Linked DNA regions of Homo sapiens: region 1 is linked to region 2. Evidence: chromatin contacts called from ENCODE Hi-C or POLR2A ChIA-PET data. All regions are on one chromosome and are shown on one strand. The core of a region is the stretch at or near the end of the contact, and the rest is flanking DNA. Distances in the headings are between cores, read along the strand shown.

Evidence for each region. A loop is a pair of places that touch in the nucleus more often than their neighbours do. ChIA-PET counts read pairs that join two places held with the same protein, here RNA polymerase II (POLR2A). Pooled maps may share reads with other maps.
Region 1: a loop to region 2 is called in a map with no recorded cell type, with 7 times the contacts of the local background. The contact joins two enhancer-like sites. A Hi-C loop is called at or near these places in 5 of 37 single-sample maps with no recorded cell type and 3 of 50 pooled maps. POLR2A ChIA-PET finds 5 or more read pairs at or near these places in 1 of 52 experiments (activated CD4-positive, alpha-beta T cell).

Annotation. Positions count from the first base shown.
Region 1 is chr18:55,375,151-55,379,933 of GRCh38, forward strand. The region is part of intron 6 of TCF4 (transcription factor 4); the gene reads right to left. Among named protein-coding and RNA genes, the nearest start is that of TCF4-AS1, 75 kb to the right of the region's middle. Within about 2 kb of position 1,406, at least 2 of the 41 ENCODE cell types and tissues checked have a DNase peak (open chromatin) inside an H3K27ac peak, as active enhancers do.
Region 2 is chr18:55,264,926-55,269,606 of GRCh38, forward strand. All of the region lies in intron 11 of TCF4 (transcription factor 4), which reads right to left. Among named protein-coding and RNA genes, the nearest start is that of LINC01929, 140 kb to the left of the region's middle. RefSeq lists enhancers at 1,837-1,946, 3,336-3,565, 3,616-3,665, 4,277-4,681 and a silencer at 4,026-4,075. Within about 2 kb of position 3,371, at least 4 of the 41 ENCODE cell types and tissues checked have a DNase peak (open chromatin) inside an H3K27ac peak, as active enhancers do.

The sequences.
Region 1 (4,783 bases), core at 156-2,655, 110 kb after region 2:
CATTTTATATTAAACCCTGCTTGGCCATTTCATGAAAATTTTAAATAAAATATATAAATATAAAAATTTAAATAAAATAAAATTCCACATAAAACAACAAAATAGACTTTTACTTCAGGAATTTTGAGAGGATGATTTAAAGTTTATACACACACATGCACACAAGCATACACATATATTTCTACTATATACATATATCTCTTTAGTTTGAACACACACATTCATTTTAAGAAGTGGTGGATCATAAGAAAGTTTTCTTAATCTACTAGATGCCTACAGAAAACTTATTTAATAATGAAACACTAGAAGATTCTTTGCTCAAGTCAACAAAATGCGAAGCTGACCTGTATTCCACTATTCTCTTAACACTCTCCTGTAAGTCTTTGCCAATGTACTAGCACAAGGAAAATATAACAGAAAGACACTTTAAGAGACAACACTCCCAATATTTGCCAATGATTTTCTTCCTAAAAAATCTTAAACAACTAAAAAAAACTACCAGAGGCTAGTAAGAAAGTTCTGGAGTTACGGGTTATAAGATTAACAGACAATAAAAAAGACAACTTTCCTATACCTCAGCTAACCAATGAAAAAATCATAATGGAACAAAAATACAGTTTAGGAAAAAAACACAAAGAATAAAATTAACAAAAACATTTAAAAGTATGAAACTTGACTGAAGCCACAAAAGAAAATTTTTACAAATAGGGAGTAGGAGAGAGGGAAATTCTCCTAAGTAGAAAGGTTCTATGTTATAACTAAGGCAATGATCTCCAGATTAAGTCCTTTTATATTTTACTCAACATTCTCAAGTGTCTGATATTTTAAGAAAGTATCCATGTATTATTTTTATTATATTTTCTTCTCCTTTTTTTTTTTTTTTTTTTTTTAGACAGGGTTTCACTCTGTCACTCAGTCTTGAATGCAGCGGCGGGATCTCAGCTCACTGCAACCTCCACCCCCAGGGCTCAAGGGATCCTCCCACTTCAGCCTCCTGAGTAGCTCAGACCACAGGCATGCATCACCACACCAGGGTTTTGTCTTTTTCTATTTTTATTAGAGACAGGGTCTCACCATGTTGCCCAGGCTGGTCTTGAACTCTTGGGCTGAAGAGATCTGCCTGCCTCGGCCTCCTAAAGTGCTGGGATTACAGGTGTAAGCCACCGTGCCCGGACAATAATATTTCTTAGAACATGAAAATAAGGAAAAGAAAATACTATGCAGTTTTATCACAGTGCATTTTGAGGCCTGCAAGAAGGGGTGGCTCATTGGGCCACTGGGGAGTGCCTGAAACTAGGCTAAAATGTTAGTTAACTCAGAATCAGGTCTAGAATCCAGAGTCTGACCTCCAACCCAATTCTTCTTTTCATAACATGACTTCAAGTCACTTCTTTGTTTCCTGCTCAAACCTAAGTATGCAAAGAGGAGGTGCCATTTCTCAACTATCACAAACTCACAACTGGGGCTTTCCAAATGACTCTTCATAGTTTCAGTTCTCTTCCACTTGCATATATCACATCCGACTTTTCCAGACTTCACACTGGCATGCCAATGTCCCACATTCTTATTGCACAGTCCGGTTAACCTGTGTGGACACCTATTTGATGGCTGTAGGAAAACTCTTCCCAAGAACCTCAATATGTTCCTGCTGTTTAACCTGAAGCACAGCATATAGTTTCTGCCACCAAAATAATTAATCAAGCCTTTTTTACAGATGGTAGAGAAACCATTCCTTCAAAACATCATTTAAGGGCTTAGCTTTCCTGTGAAAATTTCAGCAGGAACTTGCTATCTCCACCCTCTCATTAACGTGGCCAGTAGGAAAGGCACAGCACACTTGAATAATGGCTGAGGCACTAAATGGTGGGTGTCATTACACTGTAAACCAGGGCCCCACACTTTCAGAGCCATTGCCTACCTACCAGTTCTTCCCAGAGCCCATCTTCTTGTCTATATTTTCCAACTAAGTGACTCTCCATCAACATGTTATGACTGAGTCAAAGCGTCTGATTCACTTGATGAGCTTGATGAGGTAAAATGTAGATAAAGATGCCCAATGGAAAGCAAAAGGTTTAAGAACCTTCTCTGGTGGGATGGCTTGAGCCCAGGAGTTCAAGACCAGCCTGGGCAACACAGCTGGCAACTCATTTCAATTTACTACCATCACCCCCACCAGTCTACATCTCCCTTTACCTTATAATAAATATGACAGGTACAAAACAAGCCACTCTTGGAGATAATTTCTAAGAGCTTCCTCTACCTAATGGACACGTTTTTCTTGGAATATGGAATCAAATGATTCATTTTATCCTGTTATTATCAGGAAAAATATAGACCCAGACTCAAGCACAAGTGGGAAGAAATGTTATTTTAAGTAGTTGTACTTACGTTTAACTGATACAAATAGCCACTTGGCCTACCCCAGAAAGTTTTCAAAAAGCTTAATGAAGCACCATAGCCTTTATGCAGATTAACCTGGCTATTTCAAAAAGGACTTTAAACCCCATCATGTTACCACTGTCCAGGGACCCAGTGATGGGTCTGCCACATCTATCATCCTTTTAAAGAGAAAACTTCATTTTACTTGTGGCATTGAACATCTACAAAAATAATCCAATAAATGCTGTTACCATTTGAAATCAAAGGCAATTCTATACTGTGTTGAACTTGTATTACTTTGTGAAACAAGACACATTGCCAGAGAGTGAATCTTTGCCACCATTAACTACTTTGTAGCTCTAGAAAAGTTACTTTATTTCTTCCATTCACGCTATAGAATAAAAAGACAATGTAACATTTTATTAATGTTACTGTGCCATTTTGTAACTTTTTATTAATGTTACTGTGTTATTTCCTTTTAATAAGTTAAAAGAAATACGTGGTTTTAATACCTTGTTTTCTTTTAATATAAAATTAGGCTTTGAAAACTTAAAAAAAATAGAAAGGCTACCTTCTCTTCTCAGCAGGAAATTGCAAAGACTAATGTCACTAAAGTTATGAGTTGGACCAAAATGAAAAGTTTCCCTAAGAATACTTGACCCACAGATTGAGAAACAACGACCTCTTCAAAGATACTGCCCACTCTTGTGCACCCAAAGTTGAAGATATGGTATAGCTTGGCTAATAACCATCAGTTTAAAAATAATATTAGACAACATTTACTGAGCACAGTCTGTAATTTAACACACTCTTATAAGTGTCTTACATACATTAAATTATTTAATCCTCACAAAATCATATGAAATATGTGCTAATGTTAATGAAGAAGGTGCTCACATTATTTAAGACACTCTTCTAAGTGTCTTACATACATTAAATTATTCAATCCTTACAAACCCTATGAAGAAGGTGCTGATATTAATGTCAATTAATAGATGAGGAGACTTAGGTATAGCAAGTTTAAATACCTGCCCCAGGCTAGCCATGTGACTAGTGCAGCTAAGAAGTCTGATTGAAAGGCTACATCCTTCTCCCCTACCCAAGGCATCCATTTAGTGTGACTTTGGTCTCCATATAGTGGGACAGAGCAACCGAATTATGGATTATCTAACATAAAGTCAGACCTTTTCTCTTCTCTTACACATGGTACACAGAAAACTATACTACTTATTATCAGCTCTAGAAAAAAGCCAAAACAGTTTTGACCCGGAAGATTTAAAACTAATCTTTGCTTTCCACACTTGGACGCACTAGCAAGAACAGGTTAATGCAAAGAAGAAAGTGTTCAAAGAGAAGACGTAGGGAACTTGGTCTTTTCAATAGAGGCTAGTTTGAGAACCACAAAAGTTGTTTGAACAAAGGTGTCAAATAAGATGTCTCTTACAAAACTAGCCTAGCACTAAAATCATCTCAACATTCTATTTACTAAAGATGTCACACTCTCAGTTATGTGACATTTTCTGACATATTTCACTTCTATTCATTAGATGACCTCCCTGTTTCAAAGAACATATTTAATCTAATTGTGATTAAGTATACCAGTAGCAGTTATTTATATTGAATTATAAATGTAGAAAAGTGTGAAGAACTTATTTCTTTTCTTTAAAAGGTAGCATCTTAGCAGGGGTCGGGTAGGTGGAGGGTGCGAAAGGAAGGCTGAAAAAGAAGCAAAACATCTAAATCCACATAATACAGAACACAGAGTAGTTTATTAACTCAACAAGCCCATTGAGCAGGTTGTACATTGGACAATGTGCCTGCACAGATGAATAAGAAATAGTCCACTGAAGCCTCTGAAGTGTAGGGGAGGAGCTGAAATCTCAGGCAAGAATTACATCTCAGGGTAGCAGAGATGCAGCAGCTCCAGGAGCCCTGGGAAGGGAGTGTGTCCCTGGGAAGCAGAGGAAGCCTCCACATCAGAAAGCCTGATTGAGAAAAGTCAGGGGATTCACCAGGAAGAAGAGGAGGGAGGAAGGGGACCAGCCTCCAAGTGCATAGCCATTCCCCAGGAACAACGAACATTTCAGTTTTTGGGGTTTTTTTTGGTGGAATAGTTAATTCAGTTAATTTACTCGGCTTGATGATCATTTTCAATGCTCTCATTCCAGAATGCTAAAACACAGGACTTAAAATACATAATTAATGATGTCTAAGTCAATTTAGCTGCTATAACAAAATACGAAAGACTGGGTAGCCTAAACAACAAGCATTTACTTCTAACAGTTCCGGAGGCTAGAATTCTAAGATCAGGACCAGAATGGCTGGATTCCAGACAAGATCCTCTTTCTGGAGGGGTTGGGGAGAGAGAGGGTCTCAGTCTATTGCCCAGGCTGGAGTGCAGTGG
Region 2 (4,681 bases), core at 2,121-4,620:
ACTGCCTGCCACCCAAGTATTGTTCAGATGGCTTGAACACAGGTGGTGTTGCTGGCTAGAAGATGAAGCAGAAAGAAAGGTTTTGTATCTTGGGTTACATGCTAGACCACCCTCTGTCTCAGCCTCAGCTTTGGGGAAATGTTCATTCCCATTAGAACACACCCTCAACAAAACACTGGGATGAGTGGTGCCTTGGGATCAACTACTAAAAATCAGAATTTGGAAAATGTGTTGCCCCTTTAATGCACACCCATCATCTAAGGCTGGGAACATCATGAAGGCATCAAAAGAATAAGCAGCACAATTCACACTGTGTTTGCCTGAGAGAAGATGACTGCTTTCAAAGTAGGTTTTTCTAAACTGTGTCCGAGTGACCCTCGTGTTATTAAACCATTAGAAACAGCATAACAATGCCATGTGCTTATCTATAAAGATGACAAAAAGAAGGAACATTTCCAGCACTCCTACTACAACCATTTTAAAATACAAACGCAAGTATATAGACTACAATGCACTATTTTTTAACAGGAGGGATTCCTAGGAATTCAGGGGGAAGTTGGGCTTCCTGATCGTGCACAGGAAATGGAGGAGATTTAAATCAAACTAGTTTATTGTTCTCTGCTGGTGGTCTTGGTAACTAAGATGCCTTCACATTGCTGGATACAATTCTTATTACTCTTATGCTCTGTGCTTGTTCATCGCCTGACTACTTCAAGGCTCAATATTCTTGTAAAATATAAAGTGAACATTATGTGACTACTCTAATAATAAAATTACTGTGAAACCAAGTCCTCAAAGAGAAAAGGACATAATGTTTCTACTAGACAAGCCACATACTAACATGTCATTCGAAGTTAAAGTTCTAAGCCAGATTAATTCATGAACCAGATAGATATTCCAGGGTAATCTTTAGCATATGGTGTATTAAATCAATCTTGGTAGTCTGTTCCTTCAACCCTGTTTGGTTTGAGGTTTAAAAACGTGGAAAAGACCACGTATTAGAATGCAGGCCAGTTAAAGACTAATAAAACAATAATAGTTATTATAACCATTATGTTAGTTATATGACCAGTTCTCTCTGAGGGCAAGGGAGTGTGTGTAGCCTCAAACCACAAAGGGTCACACCCTGTGAATGTATACAGATGGTATGTCCCAATGGGGAGACGACGCATTCTCACCCTTGAGCAGTCTCAGTGGTCTGTGCTATGGTAGGAGGTCCTCTTACTTCTTTCCATCAGGAAGGGCTACTGGATATTATTGCAAATAGGAAGGAAGTATGTGGCTAACCAAATGTGTATGGTTAATATCCTGCAGACATTCCTATTCTCTATAGCTGGTATCTAATAACTTACTACACTTCCTCCTCCGTATGTATGCTCAGATGCAGAGGCACTGAACTGCACTGCTTCTGAGAATACCCAGTGGCATAACATTGAAAAAGTTTGAAGAACTGAGTAGAAGGTGCTGATGCTGGTAACTCCCAAAGACCCCTGACAGCTTCTTTCCTTAACTGGGTGCGCCACCAGCTGAACTACTGTGAATCCATGCTGTGTCCCATACATTATATTCCTCTAATTGGAGGGCTAATTAGATGACCTTTTCAATTCAGAAAGGTCTAATATGATCTCCAGAGTTTGCCAGCAAGGCTTGAGAAAAGTAGTGGACTGTATGCAATGAGTAAAATACCTTGTTCTACAATTCTCTTGAAAATCCATGGATGAATGTGTCATGAAAAAAAAAAAATCTCTCATTAATGTAATCCAAGTAAGCTTTATCCTTCTTATGGATTTCTCAAAAAATGATATTGGGTATTATAGGGCAAAAGAAAACAAAACAAGAAACACCTGGTCACTCCCCCAAGCCAAACAAACAGCAAACCTCAGTGGGCATCTTCCACCTTTGAGATGCAGAGAACAGAAGAAGAAAGGGAATGTGGTTACAGAGAGGTTCCCTTCCGAGAGTTCTAGAGCTTGTATCTCACCCCACATGCACTGCGTTGTTCTAGTGTCAGTTCAGGACAACTGCTGACCACCAGAAAGACATATTATAACATGACACTGAGACGAAGGGCAGCAGCCCTCTTCTGAACTGAAAAAGCAGCTTCCTAAGACATCAACACCATGTATGAAAAGACTGCACTGTCTTGCAACTTTTTACCAGGAAAACGTGAAAAATGTGATGTCCATGTGTTAGTGCTCGAACCCCATTCTTAAGGCATTAGTATTGCTTACAGTCATTTTCTACAGAATCGTGTGTAATCTCAAACATGTGTCAGGCTATGTGTTCCCTATTTGCCAATTATTTAATTAGCTCTGTTTGTTCTTTGAGATACAGGCAACGTAATATTTCTTTACTTCCTGCGTTTCAGAATGAGTGAGTATATGCCAAATATTTTCAAAAGTCTGCAGATGTATCCTATTAATCCATACTGTTTGTTAGGGTAGTATCACTAACATCAGAAGAGAAAGCTTCTCTTCTTGTTATACAGACACGCTGCCATCACTGACTTCTACCACACTCAAAAAATCAAACCAAAGCCTAAGAGAACTTAAGTGTGAAAAAACATGGGCCACTCAGACATCACGCAATACTAAGGCTTATTATGCTTAAATTTTCCTCTGCATTTTCACGTACGCAATTGGTGAACATATTATTTTAAAGAAAAACATTCTAGAATGTTCTCCCTTAAAGTAACCTTAAAGTAATATCTGTATCTATGCATAATAATAAAGGTTTGCTCCTCCAAAATGCTGAATTACCATGTCTACCTATTTCCTTAAAGATTATGCATCTTTTTCTCATTCCGCTAGTGGATTTTGACAAGTGCATCCATTATTGTAAAATAATGTATGAAATAAATTTCTAAAAAGCCCTTTTCTGGGTTCTAAAAATCTCATACTTTTGTTTTTAAATTATAGCTCCTTTATTATTGTCAAGACCCTTAAATAAGGCCCTATGGTTTTTAACAAGTTAAGTCTATTCTCAGCATATAGAAGTCACCTATTGCTCCACTCTGGCTAGACCAACAAGTAGATTCTCCTGTTCATCCACAAACTAATGAAGATGACCAGCTAAAACCAAGCAAAACTCATTCCCACTGAGAGCTGTGGCTAAGCTGTCTACAGCTCATGGAGATAACCACCCTATTTCCTGATATGTCCCTTCCAAGTCATAGTGCCTCTCTCTCAAGAGGACTGTTTTGCAAATCAATCAGAAAAAGTTTTTTTTCAAACAGAGCCTAAGTATGTTTTCCTCAACTCAAGGTTCTGCTCCACCTTCATACCTTCCTAAAAAAGAAAATTACTCAAACCACAAGTAGACAGGAAATCTGTCTTGTAAAAGGATGAATGACCGGTCATCCTTCTTTATAACCAGACCTCATGACTGCAGAAAGGGGCTTTCCATTTGTCAAACCACACTGAAGTGAAATATGCTTTTCTCACTCTTTCAGTTCTGCACTGCTTTCTTTCTTCTTGTTTTTCAAATCTGCCAAAACTGCATTGATAGCTAACAAACTTCCCCATGTGACCTCTGTCTGTAGCTCTCCAAGGTCAAACTGATGCAACATATTTGTAGAAGCTTGGTTAGGAAAAGTTAAAAAAAATGGAAACTCTCTCCTCAATTTGCTTCTTAGACAGGATAGCGGAGTGGAGAGGCTGCGAGATAGCTCATCTCAAGTGTGAGATATATTATTGAATACGCAGGGAGGGCATTATTGAGGCAGAAATTATATTTCCAACATTTCAAAACACATCTCTCCTCCAACATCAAAAACTTTCCTACATAAGTGATTCACGCCACTTCCCCAAATTCTACACACTCTCTAAAGAAAACAAGTGCAAAGAGCTAAGAGGACTCAACAGCAGCATTATTCTGTTGCGCCATCTTCTCTCAAAGACATACACTGAGTATTCTCCCCACCGACGCTCTGACAGTGACATTCAGGCCAAGCAAGGAGTTAGTTTGAGCTATAACCGCAGAAAGTGACTACCTGAGAAGTCTGAGGTTTTAATAAGACCCTGGGGCACTAAGCTGTGCTGCTCATCTGAACAACAAGGTGTCAAAGCTGGTTCAGAAGCAGGTAGCTATCTCCCCACCAACTCCACCTCTTCCCTCCAGGGGCAGCTGGACATCCAGCCCAGTTCATTCCTCAAAGTGGGAATACTGACTGGGGAACCACCTATGGAAAAGACTACAGTGAACATCACAAGAAATGAGAGGATGATGGCTCAGTTCATGGGAACAGCATTCTTCTTGGACCTTAACTCATTAGTAAATGTCCTTGGTAAAAATTAATTAATTAATTAATTTAAAAAAGCAGCAAATAATTTCTGGCCAACTGATGCCCACGCATCTCCTCTCTCATAAGTGAACAAATACTTCTTCCCCTCTGAGGGACTCCACAGTGTCACATTCTCCAGGAGATTAACCTCATGTAGTTATTAGCAGTCACCTGAGAATTTCACATTAACCAGTCCTCGGAAGACAGTGGCACATCATGGATAAGAGCCTAGCACAATGACTGGAATTTTGGGAAGTGGTCAATAACTACCATTAAGAGCTATTCTGCTTTGTAGCTCACTAGTCACTGATGGCTCATCTTATGACTTTGTTCACTCTTTTTGAATGTGAGGAACAAGATAGTTTTGGTCTGTTTGAACCCTTGTTCAATCTAATGACT